Linked DNA regions of Homo sapiens: region 1 is linked to region 2. A link is a contact called in ENCODE Hi-C or POLR2A ChIA-PET data. All regions are on one chromosome and are shown on one strand. Each heading gives the region's core, a stretch centred on a gene start or an enhancer-like site at or near the end of the contact. The rest is flanking DNA. Distances are from core to core; before and after follow the strand shown.

Region 1 (5,813 bases), core at 1,449-3,948, 170 kb after region 2:
TCCCAAAGTGCTGGGATTACAGGTGTGAGCCACTCAGCCTTGGAGGACCCTTTGGATAAGTAGAGGGGAGGGACATGGGAGCCCTCAGGGAAGTGGTAAGTGAATCCCAGAACCCTTAGACCAGTTCCCTTGAGGTAGTGTTGTGCTGTGACACTGCCTTCTCTGGGGTTAGGACTTGTCAGTGGGATTCTTTGGGGTCTTTCGTCTTATGGTGGGGGGGTTTGCTCTTCTTATGACCCCTCAAATTCCCCTGTCCCCCAGTGTTCCCTTCAGATCCTCTGCCTTCCCACCTATCCCTTGGTTTTCCTAAGCTGCGGCCAGCATCTGTTTGCGGACAGGTATGGATCCTTCCCTTGGGGGCGGACCTCTCTCTCAGATGTCTCAAAGGCATGCCACCCTGAAGCCAGCCTCACCACCCATGCCCCAGCTCAGTATAGGGCACCTCCATGACCATCTTCCCAGGCACTGGGGCCAGAAGCTCTGGAACCCCCCAGCACTCTTCCGTCCTCCTCTCTCCCCCAGCTCACCTAGTCATCCCTTCTCTCTCCCCACCACTCCTGCCAAGATTCAGGCCTCCAGCCTCCTCTCCTACCCATCCCTCACCCCACCGCCTGCATAGACCTGCCCTGGCCTTCCTGCCTCACTCCTCCACTTTCTCCTCCTGTCTACTCCCACAGGACTGGTGTGGGGCTGAATACTCTTTCAGAGGGTCTCTTTGTTTTGAGACGGAGTTTTGCTCTTGTTGCCCGGGCTGGGGCGCAGTGGTGCGAGGTCAGCTCACCGCAACCTCCGCCTCCCGGGTTCAAGCAATTCTCCTGCCTCAGCCTCCTGAGTAGCTGGGATTGCAGGCATGTGCCACCACGCCCAGCTAATTTTGTATTTTTAGCAGGGAAGGGGTTTCTCCATGTTGGTCAGGCTGGTCTCGAATTCCCGACTTCAGGTGATCTGCCTGCCTCAGCCTCCCAAAGTGCTGGGATTATAGGCGTGAGCCACTGCATCTGGCCCAGAGGGTCTCTTTAGAGGACATTTTGAGAGCTGATGGGGCAGCCACAGCCAGGAGGGGCCTCTAGACCCCATGTGGGCCTTCTCCAATCCATAGGTGATATGCTCTGTGCGTGGGTCCCAAGCACAGGAAGTTGGGCCAGGCAGGGGAGGCCGTGGGTCACAGCTGCAGGGTCCCTGCAGGTTATGGAGCAGGATAGGCCCCGGCTGGACCTCAAATCCCAACCTCTGAGACACAAAGAGGTGGTCTCTGAGGATCCTTCTTTCCCTCTAGTTTCCCAGCTAAAATGCCCAACTGGTGTCTTGGACTCCAGGCAGCATCCCAGACTGAGATCTGTGCCTCTGGTTGTCTGGCTGATTCAGTGCTGCTCTGCTGTTTGCCACAGATGCCAGCTAGGGAAGATCCAGGAGGAAGGCTGGCTGATGAGCCTGGCAGACCCAGACAGGGCCCCAGACCGCAACCTGCCAGCCTGCCTTCCATGGGTCTAGACAGCTCCTCTTAAACGGACAGCTCCATTTTTCCAGCCTGCTGAATCCAGAGTTGGAGGAGGTGGAGAAGGGAAGGGAGGAAGAAGGGCTCTGGCCCTGGCTTGCCCCACATTTTCTCTGTGGGCCCTGGGGTGACCACTTCGCTCCATGCCTCAGTTTCCCCATTTCTAATCTACCTTCTGCAGGCCGAACACCTGCATGGCTGACTTCCTGCTCACAGGATGGGGCAGGTAGTGGTGGTAGCTGCTGTAGGGGGTGGGGACGGGGTGGTGAGGGAAGTGGCATGCCCAGGTGATTGGGGGGACCAGCATCCTGGGACAACCCAGGGGTTGGGATCTGGGTTTAGTGTACCTGGTGTGTGTAGGAGCAGAGCCACCACCGGACCGAGTGTTGTGATGCACAGATGCTGGGGATGTGTACTCTAAGGGCATGAGCCGCCTGTTGGAGAACTGGTGATGCATGGATGGCTCTCTGTGGGCTGCCATGGTGTCTTGGGGTGAGGCTGCATCCCTAGACCAGCCCTGGGTCCTCTCTCCAGGGTCCACTGTCTCCCGGATCCTGGAGGAGGGGGAAGTTACCCTCTTCCATTGTCTCTCAATACAAGATGATTTGACCTCACTTGCCACTCCTCCCGGGCCCCTCCCATCTTGCCAGGGCCTGAATTTGGGCTCTTAGGTCCAGGCTACCGGGCCACCCTCAACACACACAACCCCTCTCAAACCCCAAAGACCCGGACACACTCAGCAGCCCCCTCCTCCACACGGTCCGCCGACCTCACCCAGCCCTCACTCCAGGCGGTCGCCCTCTCGCCCACGCAAGACCCCGCGTGCTGCAGCCTGTCGCGCCCTCGGAACCCGCCTGCGCGCGCCAGAGACCAGCTCCGCCTCGCCTCCCGGCGGATACAGGCCCACAACCCATAGCCCCGCGCCTCCCAGACCCCCAGACCCCCAGACCCTCCCTGGCCGCCAGCCCAGGGGCGGACGGCTCCTTCTCTCGCCTGGCGCAGGAGGCGCAGCAGCTGCCGGGCGCGCTCCGGCCGCCGCTCGCGGAGCGTGGACTGGATCTCGCGGAGCCACCGCACCCGGCGCTCGTAGGGCGCGGGCCCGCAGCCGGCCGCCGCCCCGGCCTCAGAGCCAGCCTCGGGCCCGGCCCGCCGGCCCAGCCGCGCCCCCATGGCCGCCGCGCGATGGTCGCCGAACCCACAGGAGGCCGGGCTGTCTGCGCCCCGCTCCCGGGGCCGCCCCTAGTCGCCCCGCCTCCAATCACCGCGGCCCTGCCCCGTCCGGGTCCGAAGGCTGAGCGCCCGCCCCACCCCGCGCCGGAGCGAGGCCAGTGGGTTCCTCGGTTTGGCCTGATCACACTGGAGGAGGCCCTGCTTGCGTCAGTCTTGGCGCTAGAACCCGAGGGCCTGGAGCCGCCAGGGGAGACGCGGAGCTCGGCCGAGACGAGGTGGCTTTTGGCACCTCTTTACCCTCTGGCCCCAGTGCTGACTGGGGAATAGTCGCTTTGACCGTGCAAAGAGCATTCTAGGCGGGGTGGGGGGGTTCTGCTGTGTGTGCCAGTGTTAGGTATTGCCCCCATTGCTTTTAGAAATATGCCCTGCATGGTGAATCTCCGTCTCTACTAAAATACAAAAATTAGGCCGGGCATGGTGGCTCACGCCTGTAATCCCAGCACTTTGGGGGGCCGAGGCAGGCGGAATCTAAGGTCAGGAGTTCAAGACTAGCCTGGCTAACATGGTGAAACCACATTTTTATTGAAAATACAAAAAATTAGCCGGGCGTGGTGGCGGGCGCCTGTAATCCCAGCTATTCGGGAGGTTGAGGTAGGAGAATCAATTGAACCTGGGAGGCGGAGGTTACAGTGAGCCGAGATGGCGCCACCGCACTCTACCCTGGGTGACAGAGCAAAACTCTGTCTCAAAAAAAAAAAAAAGAAAAGAAAAGAAATCTCTGCAGCTGGCAGTTGTGGTGTAGGACCTGCTCACGCTACATGGACACTCCTGCACTGGCAAATATTTACTGCCTCCTGCTTCTTGGTTTGGGGCAGGCCCCCACCTCTGACCCCAGCCTGGGAAATAAACCGGACGAAGAGTCAGGTTAACCGTTAAGCCCAGCTCTGGGCAAGCTGGCAGCAGGCGGGCTGTATCTGCCGCTGGCTTCAGTCTGCCTCCCTGACAAGGGGTGGGGGTGGCGGCAGGCAGAGTGAGATGGGGGCCCTGGCTCCTCTGAGGACCAGGGTGAGGTACGGACCCACCCAGCTCAAGGTGTATCCCACTTCCCAGGGCTCCCTCAGCAGAAGCCTAGGTCTCTGCTGCAGGCCTGCTGGGCCCCTGCAGCCCCAATCCCGGCTCTGGGACGCTCACATCTCCTGCGTGGGGAACGTTTGAGGCACTGATCTGCAGTTCCCACTTCTCTAAGCAAGGAGCACGTGTTTAGCCTGTGAGGACTGGTACCTGTTGTGCAGGAAGGGCTGAGCACTGTCCGAGGGCATATATGAGGGACGACAGCCAAGCACCCGTGTGTATGTGTGTGTGTGTGTGTGTGTGTGTGTGTGTGTGTCTGCTAATTACCCTATGAAGATTCAAGGTTCCTTCCTTTGGGTTAAGCACTGCCTGCCCAGAGATGGCAGTGGGGAGAGGGCAGGGTGCTAGGCTCTGTCATCCTGTGGGGCTGGGCCCCTGAGACAAGGCAGAGGACAGCAGGATGTCTTAGCCCCTTGACCATCCACGGACCCCCAACCCCTGCTGGAGCAGTGCTTGCACCCCCTTCTCCCCTGGCACCTGCCAGCTGGACCCAACAGCCTCTCCTCCCACTCCAGTGCAGCCAGCATTGTCCTGGGGCCACCTTGGCACCACAGGTTTCCTCCCTGGCAAACCTGCATGACGGCCTTGCGTGCCCTCCCCCAGGGCCAAGGCGCTGTTGCTGAACTGAAGTGGCAACCTACCCGGTCAGAGCTTTAAGCTGCAGCTCTGATGCCCCAGGGACCTCTCAGACCCCCCTGCCCAGAGCAGGCAGCCCGGTAAGCCCTCCTCCTCTTCCCCTGCAGCCTCAGGGCTGGAGCCACAGCTGGGAGGGCTCCCAGATCCTGACCATATCCTCCCAGAGGCTGAGCCAGGCCTGGGCACTGTCCCCTCAAATGTGAGAATACTGGGCAGGGGGAGGGGAGAAAGGAGGGAATGGAGGGCTGAGCCTGGAGGCATGAAAGGGGCAACCTAGGCAGCGGTATGGGGGAGTGCTCAGAGCTTAGAGTCCTGTGGAAGGCAGAGAACTGCCCCAGCCCCTGCCTCTCATCCCCCACCCTCTGTGTCCCTGGCCGAGAGGTTCCTGGAGGACATTTTTCCAGCAAAAGAGGGAGGGTGGTGTCTGGGCCTAGATCCTTGGATGGGCTTTTCTCTGCCTGCTTGTGGGGTGCCTAGGGCGAGTGGGCTTTTGGAGACAATTTCTGGCCTAACCTGACTTGGACAGCAGCCCCCAGAGGCACAGCTCTCCCCTCAGGCATGGGGGCATGATTCCACCTCGCTAGCCCACATGTGTTCTTCACGGAGGGCTGCTGGCCCGTCTCCCTGGGGTTACCCTGAGCAGCAGAGCTGTGTTTGTTGAGACTCCATGGGGTGGAGGGATTGCGATGTTGTCCTCTCAGTTCCCGGGGCTGATGTGGAAGCTCAAGGGCTTGCCCTGGATTCTTCAGGGTAGCCCTGCCATCCCTAGTGAGTCAGTGAGTTGGGAGGTTGGGGGCTGGAGAATCAGGTAGGGAGGACACAGCTAGACCTCAGGCCCTGATGGGAACGTACTAGGCTCCAAGTGGGACCTGCCAGGAGACAAGAATTGATGACAGCCACACCTTTGGAGTCTCAAGCCCTCTGCCACCCATGCGGTGGCCTAGTTCAAATGACAGGAACACAAGGTCCAGCTGGCCCAATGGGCAGGTAGAGGGCTGCAGCCAGGGCTGGAACTGGCCTTGCACTGCCTCTGGGCCCTTCTCTACCCACCCAGTAGTATTGTTCAAGCCCAGGAGGGAAAAAGGCCAGCTCAGGGTTAATGTTACCTCAGCAAGTAGCTGAGTGGCACTGAGCCTCCTGGTAGCCACTGTAAAGAAGGACACAGAATGGTTTGGGGGCATTCGCTAGGAGGAAGGAAGCAGATGGATACTCTATGGAGACAGAATGTCCTCTGTGTTTGCTCTACAGGAACGGGTTGTCAACCTTCTGCAGGGCCAGGAATTGTCATGAGGCTGTAGTAGGCAGCAGAGCTTGGCGGGGTGAGGCGAGATCACAGGTATAGGCTCAGGGCCTGGATTCAAATCCCCTGGGCTGCCACTTG
Region 2 (6,371 bases), core at 1,818-4,317:
GGGCGGAGACCGGTTCCCCGGGAAGGTGAGGCGCGGGCAGAGATACCCGAGCGCCCGGGACGCGCCGAGAAAGGGGGAATCAGGAACGCTGGGCCGAGCGCTGGCGTCTTCCGTGGACAGTGGTGGCGGGAACTGGGTTTGGGGGACCCAGGAGACGACGGGGGACGGATGGGGGTGGGTGCGCGCCTCGGACTGGCCCCGGCCGTCTGTCTGGCTGCCCGGAGCGGAGGTAGGAATGGCGGGAATGGTGGCGGCTCTCGAGGGATTTGGCGCAAGGCGGCCCAAGGGCTTGAGGAGGAGGCCGCGGGCCGGCAGAGCTGAGGTCCCTGTGTCCCGCACTCAGACTTTAGTTGCCCCGACTGTACCATGGGAGGAAGAGGGAGACCCAGGGCTGGGTCCTAGGCTGGGGGAGTCGGGGCCCTGCAAAGACGCGCAGGTGTTTGTGGCCCTTGTTGGAGGGTGAGCCGCAGGTCAAGCCAGCCCTCCGTCGCCATCCTGAAGCACCTCCTCTCTTGGGCTCTGCCACACACAGGGCCTTCTCCCCTATTGCCAGGTGCTCAGGCCGCCTCCACCCTGCCTCTGCTGCCGGCTCCCCCTGGGTTCCCCGGCGGGGCACCCTGCCGATACTCCATGACGCGCCAGGGCTGCCCCAGGGTGCCCCAGCCCTGGGGACCATGGTGGAGGGTTCTGTGGAGCACCGCGGGCCTGGGAAGCTGTTGCGGGGTCGGGGCTTCCTCACTGGCCCTGCTTTGGCCGTTCCTGGAGGCCTTGGGTGGGGCTGGGAAGGCCGGGCCCTGTGGGCAGCACCCCCCCCCCCCCCGCCCAACATCCCGGCAGATCCATGGCAGGGGCGCCTCACAGGCTGGTCCACGGCCACGGTGTCAGTCCCTCCTTGTTCTGCGCTTGCTTTTTGGGGTCTCCCAGCCTCTCCCTAGTCCTAGAGTTTCTCAGGCAAATCCCAGCCACTACCCCTCCATCCGTGTCCCCTGTTTCCCCAGTGCTGAGCTGGCTGAGCTGTGAGCTTTCCTGCTCCTTGCCTCAGGAAGCCAGGGGCAGCCCAGTCACCTCTGGCCAGAGGCGGGCCTTAGGCCAAGGCTGACCTGGCTGGTCTGAGAGCTGTGCTGGGCTTCTTCCCATATCAGTCTGTGAATTACAGATCCCCAAATATGCCCTGCGTCGCGATGGAGGAGGGCAATCAATGGCAATGACTGCCTCATGGGCAACGCGATGTGCTGGAGATTTCAGTGCTCTCGTCTGGGTTCTGGTCTTGCCTCCTCGACCCACTCGCTGAGCAGGTTGCTGTCCCGGGGAATCTGATATCTCATCTGTAGAACAAGGATGATGATCTTAGCAATGCCTAATGTGGAAAGGCCTTGGCTTGGGAGCAAGTGGGGGAAGGTTTAGGGCAGACCAGAGGGCCGGTGAGGGGTGTGTGCTGGAGCGGGGAACCCGGGAGGGAGGGTGTTAGGCTTGAGGGTCAGGGGACACCACAGGGATTGCTGTTGGCAGAGGGACATATGAATGGTAGTTGGCCTGGGAGCCAGCATGTGACTTGAGAGCATCACGTCCTGCAAAGTCCAGGTGAGGCCTGGGCAGTGCCTGCTGTGTGGGACCACAGCCCCTGGTGGCTCTCAGCTGTGTCCTGACACTCCAAAGAAGGTCTTAGTACCCTCTCACAGACCTAATACCCGAGCCACCTAACCCCAAATGAGCTAGAACTGCCTTCCCAACCGTGTTTGCGGGGTCTGTCTTGTCTATTGCAGCGCAAACAGAGCCCTGAGCACGCAGGAGAGCAGAGGAAGGACAGACAGAAGATGGATGGATGGATGAAGGCGGGAAGCACAGGCTGAGGGGATTTAGGGCATGTGTGGTGGGGGTGCTGTGGAGAGGAGACTGCACAGGCAGGAGCTGAGCTGGTGAATGGGAGGGTTCTAGCTCCCAGAAGGGTCTGGGCCATTGACAGGAGGGGCTTGGTCCTAGGAGGTGGGTGGTCCAGAGGTTGCAAGGAGCAGAGGAGCCCAGATGGGGAAGGGAATGGAGCTGGGGTGCAGAGAGGAGCCCCCACACAACTGCCCACATCCTGTGCAGAACCTGGGGCTCTGGGTGGTGGGAAGAGGCAGTTTCATGGCGGAGGAGGCCTGGGCCCCTGCAGCCTGGACTCCATGGATCTGGCCAGGGACTGGGGAGGATCAGGTGGAGAGAGGAGCAGCAGAGCAGCTGCCCCTCGTCCCAGCACAGGGGATGATGGGAGCCCAGGGAAGGCAGGACCCTGGCTTCGGGCATTTTCTCTGCTAGAATCTCTCGATACCTCTCTCCCTTCACCTTCTCCTCCAAGTCTCACCCAGATGATGTTTCTGTGAGTTGCCATGGGGATTCTCTCACCACCCCCCGCCAACACCCCGCAGGGGAAGCTTGTTCCAGGAGTCACTGGGCAGGGGCTGCTGCTGCTCTTCTGTGCCCACTCCTCGGATGTGCCGCTGCAGCCCTGGTCTCTGGCATCGGCCGTCACCTGGTGGAGAGGCTGCCGGAGCTGGCCAAGCAGAGGGAGGCCGATGGTGCCACTTGGTGTCTCCTCTGGCATCTGGGCAGGAGACTTCTCCCCAGAGGCCCCGGGCTGGTCTGCCCGTGTCACAGGAGGACTCGCCTCTGGTCCCTCAGTGGCCTCTGCAAACCCTGAGCCAGCCTGGGGGAGGCTGCTCAGTGGGGAAGAAGCAGTGGCCAGGCTCTGCTTGGTCACCCTGCCCTCCTGTCAGCCTCCGGGGCTGCCTCGTCGCACCTGCCCAGGGACCCAACAGCCGGTCCTCACCCCTCCCATCCTCATTGCAGCCACCCTGGGGCATTGTGAGGCCCTGCACCCAGCACTGCCCCTTCAAGCCTCCCACAGGGTCCCGCCCAGGACTCCTGGGCTCTGTGTCCGCGGGGCCATCTAGAAACACTCCCTTGTCCCCCCTTCAGCGGCATAGTACCTGTTGCCCGCCATCTGAGGGAGGTGCAGGTGCCAATCCTTCACGTGACGTGACGTGGCTCACCACAGCCTGTGTACATGTGAGCAGCCGCGTGCAGAGGGGAAGCTCTGCCTGGGCCTCAGGGACTGTGACATGGAGCAGGAGCCGCCCCCAGCCAAGCTGCTTTCAGCACAGCGTGGGCCCCCAGCACCTTGGTGCGGGGTGCGGCCCCTCGGAGGAGGGCTGTCAGGTGAAGCCTCGTGTGAGGGGGTGAGTGGCCCCCAGGCGGGGAGGAGGGGGTGCTGTGGCCTTCCTGGCCCCTAGCCTGGACACATGGGGGTGTGGGGAGCAGGAGCTGGGGCCCCCAGCACTGGCCCCGGGGCTGCGATGTGGGGGCTGCTCTGTGAGGCAGGCTCAGAGCCTTAGCCTCCAGCTGCAGGGAGCTGGGTCTTGGCCCCATCTTGCCCACATCCTGCCACCAGGAGCAGAGAGCTGCAGCTGCACCCGGGCTGTGGGGGAGGGATGCCAGGTGTATCTCTGGGTCCCGGGCCCAGCCTGCACCCAGCGCCTGAAGTAAGGGCCACCGGGCAGCCCCGGAGGTCAGGAGGGAAGTGGAGCCCGTGCTGGGTGGCTGCTTACCACTGGGCAGTGAGGAAGGCACCTGCGCTGATGAGTTTGGAAGGGGTATGGGGATCCTGGGGCCCTGGGTTCTGGGAGGTTCATGCCCAGGCCCCCCTGGGCCATCCCAAAAGCCAGTCATAGTGGGGCCCACAACCTGCCGTGCCCTGCCGAGCTCCCGCAAGCCACTTGTTGATGCTTCTCAGTCCACCCCATGCCTCTCAACCGTTTCCTCCTAGACTAGGTCTCTTCATGGCGTTTCTGGGAGAATTCCTCAGTACTAGCTTCAGATCCCCAGTCGTCTCTTCCACTGTACGTGTGCCTGAAGCTCACCACATCCCTTACTTCAGTCCTTCTATTTTTCAGTCCCTGGATTTTGTATTATTTCTTGTTCATATCCACCTGTCCTTGTTTCATTTCCGCCAGTCGGTTCAGAAGTTCTCATTCTTGTCTACGGATGCCATTCCTTTCTTTGCCTCTTTGGAGATTCTAAAGGTCTCTGAAATCATTATTAGATTACTGTATTACCTTCCTTCCTACTGGAATGAATTCACCTCCATGTTTTTTATTCTGTTGCTTACCTTTCTTAGCCTTCATATACCTCTTGCGCTTTGAAATTGATTTGCGACTCCTCTTAGCTGAGCCAATGTTGTGGAGACAGGGAGTGGCCTGCAGTGCCTGAAACTGCAGGGCAGCAGCCGCCTCCCAGGAATGTCCTGGGTCCTTTCCTCCTTTGAGGTCCCCTGCCATATGCTCAGATGGGGCCAGGCACAGCAACGGGGGCACACCTCCCTTTGGCCCAGCAGTTGGGGTGCTGCCAGGCCTGGTGGAGGTACTTGGTAAACATTTGTTATGGAAAAGCAGCAGGAGGGTTCTAAGGCTGGGATTCTGGAGCCCAGGAACAGGCCAGGCATGGCTGGAGCGGGTCCGAGTCCGTGCACTGTGTCCTGTATGTTGCTCTTAGCCGCACTCAGGAGCAGATGTGCAGGTCACTGCCTAGAAGCTGGTGGGCACCTCCGTGCAGCAGGCTCTGGGGGGTATAGCCACCATCTGGGCATGTGTACAGAGGGCCTTGCTAGTGCGACATATGAGGAACCAGAAGATGTGTGGGTTTTGATTAAATGGAGTTTTAATTAAAGTGGCCAGGTTGGGGGAGGTGAGGAGGAAGGCAGGAAGCAGCAGCAGTTTTGAGTCTGACCGCGTGGAATCCTATAAGGTGGTTCTTTCAAGAGGCATTATGCACATTCCGCAGCATGTGTCCCCTGTCTGTATGGGGCAGCATCTGCCCTCTGATCTGTCCCCAACAAGGGGTAATCACAGAGAAGTATTACATTATTAATATTTAATTTCCCCTCCTGGTTAGCAACAGATGACTCAAGGAGTAATTAGATGCACAGAGCCAACAGAGAGGGATAGGAAATTGCCAGATCCTGGCCCCGCCCCCTCCCCGGGGCCTCTGACCTTCCTGTCACTCTGGGAGGCTTCTGAGGGAGGGGAGCTGGAGGCCCAGGAGCCTTCCTGCTGCTGTGCTCTCTGTGCGCACGGCCGCAGCCCTACACCACCTTCCAGTGCTCTTGGTGAGGCTGAGAGAGGTCGCTTCGTGCCTTTGGGCCTCAGTTTCCTCATCTGTAAAATGGGCTTCCTGGGACCAGCAAGATCACAGATGACAGTCATTTCCCAAGCTCCTAAGCAGGCTGCACAAGCTGTGTCTGAGGGTCCAGTGCAGTGCCTGGCCTCTAGGCAGGTGCCCCCTGGGACGCGTAAGGTTTGGCAGCTCAGCAGTGACTGGCATCGTGGCCAGCTGACTCTGTGTTGCTCCCCAGTTACGGTCCACGACACATTAGTAGCTTGAAACTGGGCACAAGGGGAGAATTTACACCACAGAAATCAGGCAAAGCCTGTAAGTCAGGGTGCCCCCGGCCAGGAGCTGATTTGCCAGCCTACGGCTGGGTAGCTCCCAACCTTTCCCCAATGAATGCACTCCTCTTCCCCTGTCTGCCCCAAAGGTGCCTCTGACTCCACTGATCTGCTTTGCTCAGGGCCGAGAAAGGCACAGCTGAGAGTGGATTCTGGCTTGGCAGGGGCCCAGGTTGCCTGTGGGTCCGGGCAAGCCTCACCCGGGATGTGCTGGCAGCAGCTGGGAGAGCCTGCAGGAGTGCTTAAGGAGGGGCTGAGGGAGAGGACGGGCAGCGAGGTGGCCTGTGTGGACCCTGCTGGCAGGAGCCGTGGGTGTCTTTAGCCCCGTGTGAGGCCGGCCTGGGCAGAGGGGTCTGTTGCTGTCACTGAGGCTGGTGGGCAGCAGGAAGGTGGCTTCAGTATAGTCAAGAAGGTTATCGGTATCTAGTGCTGTTTAGCATGGGGACCCACAGCACAGAAGGTGGGGAGACCCTGAGAACGGGGGTACACAGGCAGGTACCCAGGGCTGCCAGGGAAGCCTTGCCAAACAGAGGCCCTGGTCAGGCTTCTCCCAAACTGGGCATCCCAGCTGGCATGGCACCAGTCCAGCCCGTGAGGCAGGCGCCGATGATTTGACCCCACCAGCAGGGCTCTGGGTGATGGGACTGGGGAGTCCTCCTTCACTTTGGCAGACGTGTTATGTTCCACCTTGTTTGCCCCCAGCAAGGCCCTTGAATCTGGAGCGTGGTCTGGGGCTGCATCAGCCTTCTAGCCTGGGATGGTCAGATTGGCAGAAGGCTGTGGCATCCTTCAATGCAGATGCCCTAGAGAGGGCCGTGGTGGGAGGCAGGATCCCTGGGTAGAGGCGGCTCCTCAGTGGCCCACTGGGCCTCACTGGACAGTCGCCTGTTG

Evidence for each region. A loop is a pair of places that touch in the nucleus more often than their neighbours do. ChIA-PET counts read pairs that join two places held with the same protein, here RNA polymerase II (POLR2A). Pooled maps may share reads with other maps.
Region 1: a loop to region 2 is called in a pooled map, with 2.3 times the contacts of the local background. The contact joins the promoter of LRRC75B here to the promoter of ADORA2A in region 2. A Hi-C loop is called at or near these places in 4 of 37 single-sample maps with no recorded cell type and 8 of 50 pooled maps. POLR2A ChIA-PET finds 5 or more read pairs at or near these places in 3 of 52 experiments (Caco-2, OCI-LY7 and activated T-cell).

Annotation. Positions count from the first base shown.
Region 1 is chr22:24,590,375-24,596,187 of GRCh38, forward strand. It overlaps LRRC75B (leucine rich repeat containing 75B), which reads right to left and starts at 2,699. Exons shown (of 4, transcript NM_207644.3): 1 at 2,489-2,699. The coding sequence starts at 2,665. It also overlaps a transcript of GGT1 not described here. RefSeq lists enhancers at 1,126-2,119, 2,120-3,112, 4,162-5,132 and a silencer at 2,597-2,826.
Region 2 is chr22:24,424,532-24,430,902 of GRCh38, forward strand. It overlaps ADORA2A (adenosine A2a receptor), which reads left to right and starts at 3,068. Exons shown (of 3, transcript NM_000675.6): 1 at 3,068-3,215. The region is part of intron 18 of SPECC1L-ADORA2A (SPECC1L-ADORA2A readthrough (NMD candidate)); the gene reads left to right. It overlaps ADORA2A-AS1 (ADORA2A antisense RNA 1), which reads right to left. Exons shown (of 7, transcript NR_028484.3): 6 at 6,366-6,371; 7 at 4,675-5,833. RefSeq lists enhancers at 1-436, 437-1,087, 4,695-4,854, 4,929-5,890 and a silencer at 3,149-3,258.